2 separate regions of the Homo sapiens genome follow, and region 2 is linked to region 1. A link is an interaction called in ENCODE POLR2A ChIA-PET data of the cell type or tissue named here. Cell type or tissue: A673. All regions are shown on one strand. Links, peaks and the distances in the headings refer to the core of each region. The heading gives the core; the rest is flanking DNA.

Evidence for each region. ChIA-PET counts read pairs that join two places held together with the same protein. Peaks named below come from ENCODE experiments on the same cell type or tissue, not always from the same donor. Only the 100,000 strongest peaks of a DNase experiment are listed, where the experiment ranks them.
Region 2: POLR2A ChIA-PET joins it to region 1 with 7 read pairs; 4 of 35 experiments call an interaction of 5 or more read pairs at or near these places.

What each region holds. Positions count from the first base shown.
Region 1 is chr10:74,437,322-74,442,712 of GRCh38, forward strand. The region is part of intron 6 of ADK (adenosine kinase); the gene reads left to right. Among named protein-coding and RNA genes, the nearest start is that of ADK-AS1, 89 kb to the right of the region's middle. In A673, for the core only: no CTCF peak of the experiment used is centred there; a DNase peak (open chromatin) is centred at 2,110; H3K27ac peaks cover 1,150 bases.
Region 2 is chr10:74,297,469-74,302,859 of GRCh38, forward strand. All of the region lies in intron 3 of ADK (adenosine kinase), which reads left to right. Among named protein-coding and RNA genes, the nearest start is that of ADK, 150 kb to the left of the region's middle. In A673, for the core only: no CTCF peak of the experiment used is centred there; DNase peaks (open chromatin) are centred at 2,683 and 2,963; H3K27ac peaks cover 4,160 bases.

The DNA of each region.
Region 1 (5,391 bases), core at 180-5,179:
AAATGTATATTTTTAGCACATACCTCTTTTCTGATCTCCAAACTTAATGACCAACTGGTTATTTAGATTATTATATGCAAATAGACTTCTTAATATACAGTGTCAATCCTGTTTCTCTTATGTTTAATACATCTCTGTATATGGTACCACTGCAGGGTTTGACTCATGTGCCCTAGCCAAACCCTAGGAGTCATCCTTGATTTTTTCTTTTCCTTCAATAAGTCCCTATCTTTATATCTGGAACCCATTTACTCTTCTTTTATCAGCAATTACCATTCTATTACAGACCATTAGTATTTTTCTCCTGCCCTACTGCTATAGTCTCCTGACTGATCTCCTTCTACTTTTTAACCCTTTCAAACCATTCTCCACAGAATAGCTGGAGTGGCCTTTTAAAAATGCAAACCAGCATAAAACATTTTGATGTTTAAATCCCTCTCATGGCTGCCAATGATTGCTCATAGAATAAACTCCAAACTTTCTGCCATGGTGTATAAAGCCCTACATGTCTTACATGGCTTTCCTCCTACCTGTCTAATATCATCTTATTCTAGTTCTTTCTCATTGATTATTCCTTTAACAACCAAGCCCTTTTCCTTCAAAAGTCCTTCACTCTTACTCCTCCTTCCTGGAATGCTCTTCACTGTTTTCTAAGGGCTGACTCATGTATAACCTTCAACATTCAACTCAAATGCCATCCTCTTAGAGAGTCATTTTCTGGTTAGCTATCTAAAGTAGCTTTCCCTGTTCCTCCATGAGCTGTTGTCATAATATCCCTCCAACCCCCAACCCCCACCTTATATAACCATGCTTGTCTCCTTTGTTGCAGTTATCTCCATTTGTAATTAACTTGTTTAAATCCTCCTAGAATGCCAGCTAATAAGAAGGTAAGGTCCTTGCCTCTCTCTCTCTTTTTTTTTTTTTGAGACAGTCTCCCCTGTCACCCAGGCTGGAGTGCAATGACGCCATCTCGGCTCACTGCAACCTCCACCTCCCGAGTTCAAGCAATTCTCCTGCCTCAGCCTCCCAAGTAGCTGGGATTACAGGTGCCTGTCACCACATCCGGCTAATTTTTTTTTTTTTTATCTTTAGTAGAGATGGGGTTTTACCGTGTTAGCCAGAGTGGTCTCGAACTCCTGACCTCGTGATCCCTCCGCCTCAGCCTCCCAAAGTACTGGGATTACAGGCATGAGCCACTGCCCCCGGCCTTGCCTCTCTTAATAACCATATTACCTCTGGCAACCAGCATAGTGCCTGGTATTTATTGTGCTCAGTATGCATCTGTTGAATATTATTATTTTGTATACTCTATAGTGATGAGCATGTTGTAAGCAACCCGATATGTATAAATTCATTGATGGTGTTCTCTCTCTAAATTTTCTTTATTGTTTTCATGGTGGGTTCATTTCCTCCTTTACCCCCTCTTTTTAGGTTGTATAATCATTAGTTTTATTTTCATCTCTGATTTTATATGGACATGTTTCAATGCATACAGACAGTTAATATTCTTTTCCTCCTAATTATCTATTATATATATCATCTTCAGTATCATCACCATTCAAAAAACTCTTTTATATGTTCTAGATAATGTGGCCTATTTTTTACGTTAGACTACCTGATAAGGTGTCAACTGAATTGGCTGCCTTTATCTACATTCTGAACCAAAATTTAATTCTAGAGTTTGTAGTCAGCGTTTTTCCAAATGTGTAAAACTGTAATCCTTCATAAAATGTCATATGTAAAAGAGTAAGCAATTCTGTGTGTACTAAAAGGTGAGAAAGTTATTACTTTAGCTTTCACTGGGAAGACTTAAAGTTTATCAAAAAGGATTATAGAAAGAACAGATTTATAGCAACTGTCTGATATATGACCAGAACCCTTATGTTCCACTGAAAGAGACTTGCCCTAGGCTTTCTAGAGCATAATGCCCTTAGCAAGTAGCTTTCAACATCTTTTTCAGGAAGCAATATTTTCCTTCAGTAAAAGGGTCACTGTACTGTTTTTCTTTTTCCTTCCCTGTCTTATCTTTTGAGTTCAGGAAGTACTTTAAATTTACAGGCAGCTTTGAAGACATGAAGCAAGTTCAGCCCCAGAAGTATTTCCTGTTATGGCATTAATCTAATTCCATGAAAGTAGAACTGATTTTTCATCTGTAAAGTAGATAAAGTGCCTAGAGCAGCCGACCATTATTCTGGGTTATCATGATAAAGAGGCTTAGTTTTGACACAAAAGAGTTTATCAGCCTACCCAGTGGAAGATTTCATCCTTTTTGTTGAAAGATATATTAATGGATTATAATCTGTCTTGGCTTCCAAAAGAAAGTTCACCTTTATATTGAAAATGATTAGTTAAATCAGCAAATATTTTCCTGAATATACATTTTATAATATACGATAAATCAAGCAAACATTCTAGGGATATCACATATAATTAAATATCTAATGTTAAATCATTTTATGTTATTTTAATGTTTAAATTATTGTCTCAATTTGAAATAATCACAGATTTTCCTTATAAACCAACTTGGTTTAATTTTAACATATAGACTAACATAATTTCTAGTAGGCATATATGCTTCATTTTAGAAGCCCCTGTTATTAGGTTATATAATTTCTCCTTACAACTTATAATGTAGAAATAGTTTTCTTATAATAAGGTATTTCTCTTAATAGTTAATAATTAAACTTAGTTGATTATTTTAAGTATATAGTACATACAAATAATATATAATTCAAAAGCTATAATATATTTTTCCTATCCCTATTTCCTGGTTCCTCTCTAAGCTAAGGCATTTAGACTAATCCTAGTGGCTTAGTATTGTTTAAATAATTTTTTATTTGAAAATTGATTCCATATTGGACATATTTACAATATTTCCTTGAATAATAATAGCTTACCACATAGTAATACATTACATATTTAGTTCTCTCAGTAGCCTTCTGAGTTAAATTCTGTTATCCATTTGAAAAATGCAGGAACTCAAGGTTAGAGAGGTTAAATAATTGGCTAAAATTCACCTGGCTGATAAGTGACAGATTTGGGCTGGAACTCAGGTCCTCTAATACCAGAGCCTATATTCATAGCCCATACTGTAGGATTATAGAAATAAGGTTATTCCCAGTTGTGCCTTTTATACTTGAAAAGAACAAAAGATTCCACTGAATGCTTATTTTACAATTAATAAATTAAGTTAGGCTTTATCATACCCTAATGAGATATCTTATTATTTGTTTAAAATAAATGATCTACCATTATGTTCATAAATAAAAATAAAGATATTGTTTTATTATAGATGTTAATGTTTTAAAACTTAGATCATCTAAACATGAAAAATCTCTGGCCTAGTCAAAGGCACACTGAGAACTAAACTTGGGATTGGAAAATTTGGAGTTTTCAAATGGCCCTACCAATTCAGCGCATAATTGTATATGCTTATCATTTTTCCAAAGAGGGTTGAATAGTATTCTTCCATTGTATATCTTAGGGAGGCATTATAAAGGTAATATGACATCAGATGTTAAACTTACTTATTTAACCAGCATTCATTGAGGCTGCCTACTATACGTATCCTGTGAAGCAATGTGACCAATACAAAGATGAAGAAAACATGGGTGCTGTCTTTAGTGAACTACCCATCTTCTAGGAAGAATAAGATCTATTGTAATATAAACAAGAGTGATGAGTCCTTAGTATATGTGAAGGTCTCCTCAGCTAAGTTCCAAAAAGTAACAAGCTAACTGTAATTTCACCACCTTAGTATTTTATGAACACCACCTTAGTTTTTATGAACTCAGGACCTTACCTCCACTTTATGAAAACACATATACACAAAGCAAGGAGTTTTAATAAGCACTTGAAAAGATGCTAATCTTAGCCATCAGACAGTGGCATAACCATGTGAGCTTTATCTTAACACCCACTAGGATGTCTATAATCAAGAAGACATAATACCAAGTGTTGACAAGGATGTGGAGAACTTGGAACCCTCATGCACCACTGGTGGAAATATTGGCAGTTCCTCAAAAGGCTAAACACAGAGTTACCATATGACCCAGCAATTCCACTTTTAGATATATACCAAAGAAAAATGAAAACCTGTGTTTACACAAAAATGTGTATATGAATGTTTATGGCAGCATTAATTATAATAGTCAAAAGGTAGAAATGACTGAAATGTTCATCAACTGCTGAATGGATAAATAAAATTAGATTGTTATTTTACATGAGACACAAAAATGAACTCAAAACAGATTAAAGATTTAAACATAAAACCTGAGACCTTAAAACTCAGAAGAAAACATATTAGAAAAGCTCCGTGACACTGGTCTTGCAATGACTTTTTATGTATGACACTAAAAGCACAGGCAGCAAAAGCAAAATTAAACAAAATTGTATCTATATCAAACCAAAAAGTTTCTGCACAGCAAAGGAGACAACAAAAGAAAAGGCAACTCACAGAATGGGAGAAAATATTTGTAAACCCCATATATGATAAAAGGTTAATTATCCAAAATATGTAAGGAACTCATACAACTCAATAGCAGAAAACCCGATTAAAAAATGAGCCCAGGACCTGAATAGACATTTTCCATAGAAGACATACAAATGACCCAGGTATATGAAAACATGTGCAGTGTCCCTAATCATCAAAGAAATACAAATCAAAAGACCACAGTGAAGCTGGGTTCAGTGGTGGTGGTGCGTACCTATAGTGCCAGCTACTTAGGAGACTGAGATAGGAGGATCAGTTGAGCCCAGGGGTTCAAGGCCAGCCTAGGCAACATAGGAAGACCCTATCTCTTTAAAAAAAGAAAAAAAAAATTACTCCCCCACCCCCACTTTCCTCTCCCTCACAATGAGATACTACCTTAAATTTGTGACTGTTATCAAAAAGTCAAAATCATGTGGAAAAAAGGGATCCCTTGTTAGCGGGAATGTAAATTGGCACAGAGATTATGAAAAACAATACGAAAGTTCCTTTAAAAACAGAACTACTATATAATCCAACAATCTCATTTTTGGATATAAATCTAAAGGAGATCGGCCGGGCATGGTGGCTCATGCCCGTAATCCCAGCACTGTGGAAGGCCGAAGTGGGCGGATCACTTGAGGACAGGAGTTGGAGACTGGCCTGGCCAACATGATGAAACCCCATCTGTACTAAAAATATAAAAATTAGCTGGGCGTGGTAGCACATGCCTGTAATCCCAGCTACTTGGGAAGCTGCGGCAGGAGAATCGCTCAAACCCAGGAGGTGGAGGTTGCAGCGAGCTGAGAACATGCCACTGCACTCCAGCCTGGGCGACAGAGTGAGACTCTATCTCTAAAGAAATAAATAAATAATTAAATAAACGGAAATGAAATCAGTATGTTGAAGAGATATTTGTACTC
Region 2 (5,391 bases), core at 159-5,158, 140 kb before region 1:
TCAGAACCTGTTCACATTATCTTTGGTGAGCTGTATTGTAGCTCTCTGTAGTAGATAGGTATAATACTCATTAATTTATTCATATGTTACCATAGGGCGAACTGAGCCCAAGTGAATAAGTGAGTTATTTAAAGTAGGGGTTGGCAAACTATGAGCTGTGGGCTAAATTTGTCCCACCTCTTGTTCTTTATGGCCTAGAAGTTAAGAAAGGTTTTTATATGTTTTAATGTTTGGGAGAAGAAAGCATATTTTATGACACATGAATGTTATATGAAATTTAAATTTTAGTGTTCATAATTAAAGTTTATTAGAAGACACTGATGCATATTCCTTTATGTATTGTCTATGGCTGCCTTCCCACCACTATGGCAGAATTGAGTCGTTGCAACACAGATTGGAGTTGGCATTTTCATTGCTTCACACTGCTGCTTGGCATACTACACATCTCAGTAATGCAGTTATAATTCAACAGTGTTTCAAGTGCCATATGTATTGCTGTGCTATAACACTGTATTTTTTTTTTATTACTAGGGCATACCTATATGTCAAAACAAGAAAAGGAGAAAATCTCATGGTTTTAAAGCACAGTGGACTGGGGATTATTTTATCCAATTAGATGGTAAAGCATTAGGTTTATTATGCCCTTCTAAAGAAATAGAATATATATTGCCATTACCAGGCTAAGCACTTACAGTGTTCCAAATTCATAGGAACATAATTCTCATAAAAATTCAAAAATTTGAAATGTAATATGTTACAACAGCAGAATTTTTCATGCACTCACTTTTTCTCTCACTCACTCTCACACTGAAAAGGAGGCTGGACTTAATATAAGATTTTGAATGACCCATTTGTTAGCAAAGCAAGGAGAGCTATTTACTAATGGTAAGTTAGTAAATTTTCATTGTAGCAGCTAAAGAATATTTTCAGAAAAAAATTACATTTTTAAAAATATCATTAGCCATTTGGTGACCATAGTTGCTTTAAGAATTGAGGACATTAGGCTCGTTGCAGTGGCTCACACCTGTAACCCCAGCATTTTGGGAGTCTGAAGCAAGAGGATCACATGAGCCCAGGCGTTCAAGACCAGCCTGCGCAACATAGTGAGACCCTATCTTTTCAAAAATAAAAATAAAAAGAGTATTGAGGATTTTAGGCCAGGTGTGGTGGCTCATGCCTGTAATCTCAGCACTTTGAGAGGTGAAGGTGGGAGAATCCACTTGAGCCCTGGAGTTTAAATTCAGCCTGGACAAATGGCAAGACCCTATCTCTACCAAAAAAACCCCCCAAAAAAACAAAAACAAAAACAAACCAGAATTGAGGACATTAGCCAGGCATGGTGGTGTGCACTTGTAGTCTTAGCTTCTTGGGAGGCTGAGATGGGAGGATCCGTTTGATCCCAGGAGTTTGAGTTCAGCCTGGGGAGCATAGCAAGACCCCATCTCTAAAATAAAAACAAAAAAGTGAATTGAGGACATTGGGTGTAACATCGGTAGTCAGTTAAAGAAGATAGTGGTTTTACTTGGCTCTGATGAACCAACAGATGTTACTGACACTGATCAGTTATTCAAAGAGCCAATGCTGAGTTTGAAGTGACTGAAAAATTAGCTTTCATGAAAAGTCGATGAAACATCTGCAGACGTGAATATTTTCAAAAAATTTGAGAAAACACTAATTCAGCATAATCTGAAGTAGAATCTGTTAAGATGTGTTGCTACTGATAGTAGTAAAAATATATGTGGAGGCCGGGCACAGTGGCTCAAGCCTGTAATCCCAGCACTTTGGGAGGCTGAGGTGGGCAGATCACTTGAGGTCAGGAGTTCGAGACCAGCCTGGCCAACATGGTGAAACCCCATCTCTACTTAAAAAAAAAAAAAAAAATTAGCAGCGTGTGGTGGCATATGCCTGTAATTCCAGCTACTTTAGGAGGCTGAGGCAGGAGAACTGCTCGAACCTGGGAGGTGGAGGATACAGTGAGCTGAGATGATGCCATTGCACTCCAGCCTGGGTGACACAGCAAGACTCTGTCTCAAAAAAAAAAAAAGAAATATATATATATATATAAAATATATTAAAATACATATTTATATCATAAACTTTGTAGATTTCTCCACTTAACCTTTTTGCTCCATATATATTTTAAATATACATTATACATATATATGGATCAGAAAAAAGGGTTAATTGGAGAAATCTACAAAGTTTGTGAAACTATAAGGTTGTAAAGCCTATGGCTATTCATTGTATTATTTATTAGCAGCTATTTTGTAGACAACATTTGAATCTATGATTTATTATTTGAATATCATTTATTATTGAACCAGTATTATCAACAGTGAACTTCATTTGCTGTATGAAGAGATAGTTCTGTAAGTTTTTATCAGAAATTTAAGCTGTATATTTGACTTGCCTGACCACCCATCAGTTTGATTACTGCAGTTGTTTGAGCTTATGGTCAAGATTCAAATTTTTCTAAACAAGGAGAAGCTCCTTCAACTACTGTTATTGCATATGAAATGGCTTTGAAAATTAGCTTTTACTGAAGACTTTATATTGTTTCTTTTCTTTCTTCTTCTTCGTCTTCTTTTTTTTTTTTTTAGAAACAGGATCTTGCTATGTTCTCCAGGTTGGTCTTGAACTCCTGGACTCATGTGATCCTCCTGCCTCAAGCTCCCAAAGTGTTGGGATTATAGGTGTGAGCCATCATGTCCCTGGCTAATACATTATTTCTTAATGATACTGATATTGTTGTTGTTTGTTTCTTTCTTTCTCTCTCTCTCTCTCTCCTTGTTTCCTTCCTTCCTTCCTTCCTTCCTTCCTTCCTTCCTTCCTTCCTTCCTTCTTTCCTTCCTTCCTTCCTTCCTTCCTTCCTTCCTTCCTTCCTTCCTTCCTTTCTTTCTTTCTTCTTTGTCTCTTTTCTCTTTTCTCAACAGGGTTTCACTCTGTCACGCAGGCTGGAGTGCGGTGGTGCTGTCTTGGCTCACTGCAACTTCCACCTCCCTGGTTCAAGCAATTCTCCTACCTCAGCCTCCCAAGTAGCTGGGACTACAGCCTCATGCCACCATGCCCAGCTAAGCTTTTTGTATTTTTAGTAGAGACAGGATTTCACCATGTTGACCAGCCTGGTCTCAAACTCCTAATGTCAAGCTATCCACTCACTTTGGCTTCCCATAGTGCTGGGATTACAGGTGTGAGCCACTGTGGCAGCCTTTATATGGTTTCTTAATTTTGAGGCATACCAGTGCTTATATGTAAAACTTATACTATGGTAAAGTTATTTGACAGCAGCTAATGTAGTTTGAATCACAAGTAATGTCAAGCTGCTTTATATACAATGTCCCATTCTGTCAAAAGTTAAAACAAGAAGTGATACTTCTATTTCCACACACATTTGTAGCAGATGTTTGTGGGCTCAAACTATAGTTTTAGCAATATTGATGCCAGAGCAGAGATAACTTCTTTATTTCAAAATCCATCTAACACTGCAATCACGGAGCTTCTACCTTATGTTACATTAGAAGTGATTAATCTGCAATCTACATGCTAAAGGGGAAATATCAAGAAAAAGCTCTGATAGAATTCTATAAATGCTTTCTAAGTGATAAATATGCTTAATTTAAATCATATGCTATTGGATTTATATCAGTATTTGGGAGTATCTATTTGTATATAGAGACATTCAAAGTTGAAATATGTGAAATTATTATAGATCAATGTTAACAGATGAATATTTGCGATCAATTTTGATTGATAACAGTAACTTTGGCCAGGCACAGTGGCTCACACCTGTAATCTCAGCACTTTGGGAGGCCGAGGCAGGTGGATCATGAGGTCAGGAGTTCAAGACCAGTCTGGCCAATATGGTTAATCCCCATCTCTACTAAAAATACAAAAAATTAGCTGGGCGTGGTGGCGTGCGCCTGTAGTCTCAGCTTCTCGGGAGGCTAAGACAGGAGAAACGCTTGAACCCGGGAGGCGGAGGTTGCGGTGAGCCCAGATTGCACCACTGCACTCCAGCCTGGGTGACAGAATGAGACTCTGTCTCAAAAAAAAAAAAAAAAAAAAAGTAACTTTAAACACCAATTAAATGAAATGTTATTTCCCCTAAAAGAATTACATTCTTCTCATTACTAAACCTGATAAACAAAAAATTTTATTGTTATTAATATTCCTAAATTTGTCAGTAAAAGTTTTTTGTTTTATAAGTACCTAGATAATGTCCTTGGTTTTTTTCTCATTACCCATAGAGCCCAAACTATTTACTACCTGGCCTTTTACAAAGAAAGCTTTCTGACCCTCATCTTCTTCTAAAAGAATAATAGATGTCTAATTAGAAACCAGTTATGCATTGGGTTGAGTATCCTTTATTAGCATTTTAAAGTTCTTGCATTTCGAAAATACTAAAAATACTCAAATTTAGAAAAGTTAGTTGTCTTCATAATGTAATTTAAATGTTTGAAGTGTTACAAAAGAGATTCACCTGCAATTAAATATCAGCAGAGTGTGTCCTGTACCCTTATCCTGCAACACTTTTCTCCTATAGTAACTGAATGACTTTGGAATTCAGGGCTTTGTATTTTTACCTTTTTTTAAAGCTTATTTTTGCTTTCTTTTCTTTTCTGTTTTTTTTTTGTTTGTTTGTTTTTTTTTTTTTTTTTTTTTTTTTTTTTTTTTTTTTGAGATGGAGTCTTGCTCTGTCGACCAGGCTGGGGTGCAGTGGCGTGATCTTGGCTCGCTGCAACCCCTACCTCCCGGGTTCAAGCGATTCTTCCACCTCAGCCTCCTGAGTAGTTACAGGTGGGACCACCATGCCTGGCTAATTTTTTGTATTTTAGTAGAGATGGGGTTTCACCATGTTCCCTGGGCTAGTTTCAAACTCCTGAGCTCAGGCAATCAGCCCACCTCAGCCTCCCAAAGTGCTAGGATTATAGGCATGAGCCACTGCCCCCAGCCTGTTTTTGCTTTCAAATGGACTGTTGATGGTTTTCTCAGAGTGCTTTACTTTTGAAGTCCAGTTTGTACTGGAAAGAATTTATATTCCAGGCTGGGCACAGTGGCTCATGCCTATAATCTCAGCACTTTGGGAGGCCAAGGCAGATGGCTCACTTGAGTCCAGGAGTTCAAAACCAGCCGGAGCAACTTGGCAAAACCTCGTCTCTTAACAAAAATATTTTAAAATGAGCTGGTTATAGTGCTGCATGCCTATGGTCCCAGCTACTTGTGGCACTGAGGTAGGAGGTTGGCTTGAGCCTGGGAGGCGGAAGTTGCAGTGAACCCAAATCGTGCCACTGCACTCCAGCCTCCATTACAGAGGGAGAGCCTGTCTCAAAAAAAGGAAACGAATTTATATTCCACATTTTACTGAGTCTAGTGTGAGTTTTTGTTTAAAAA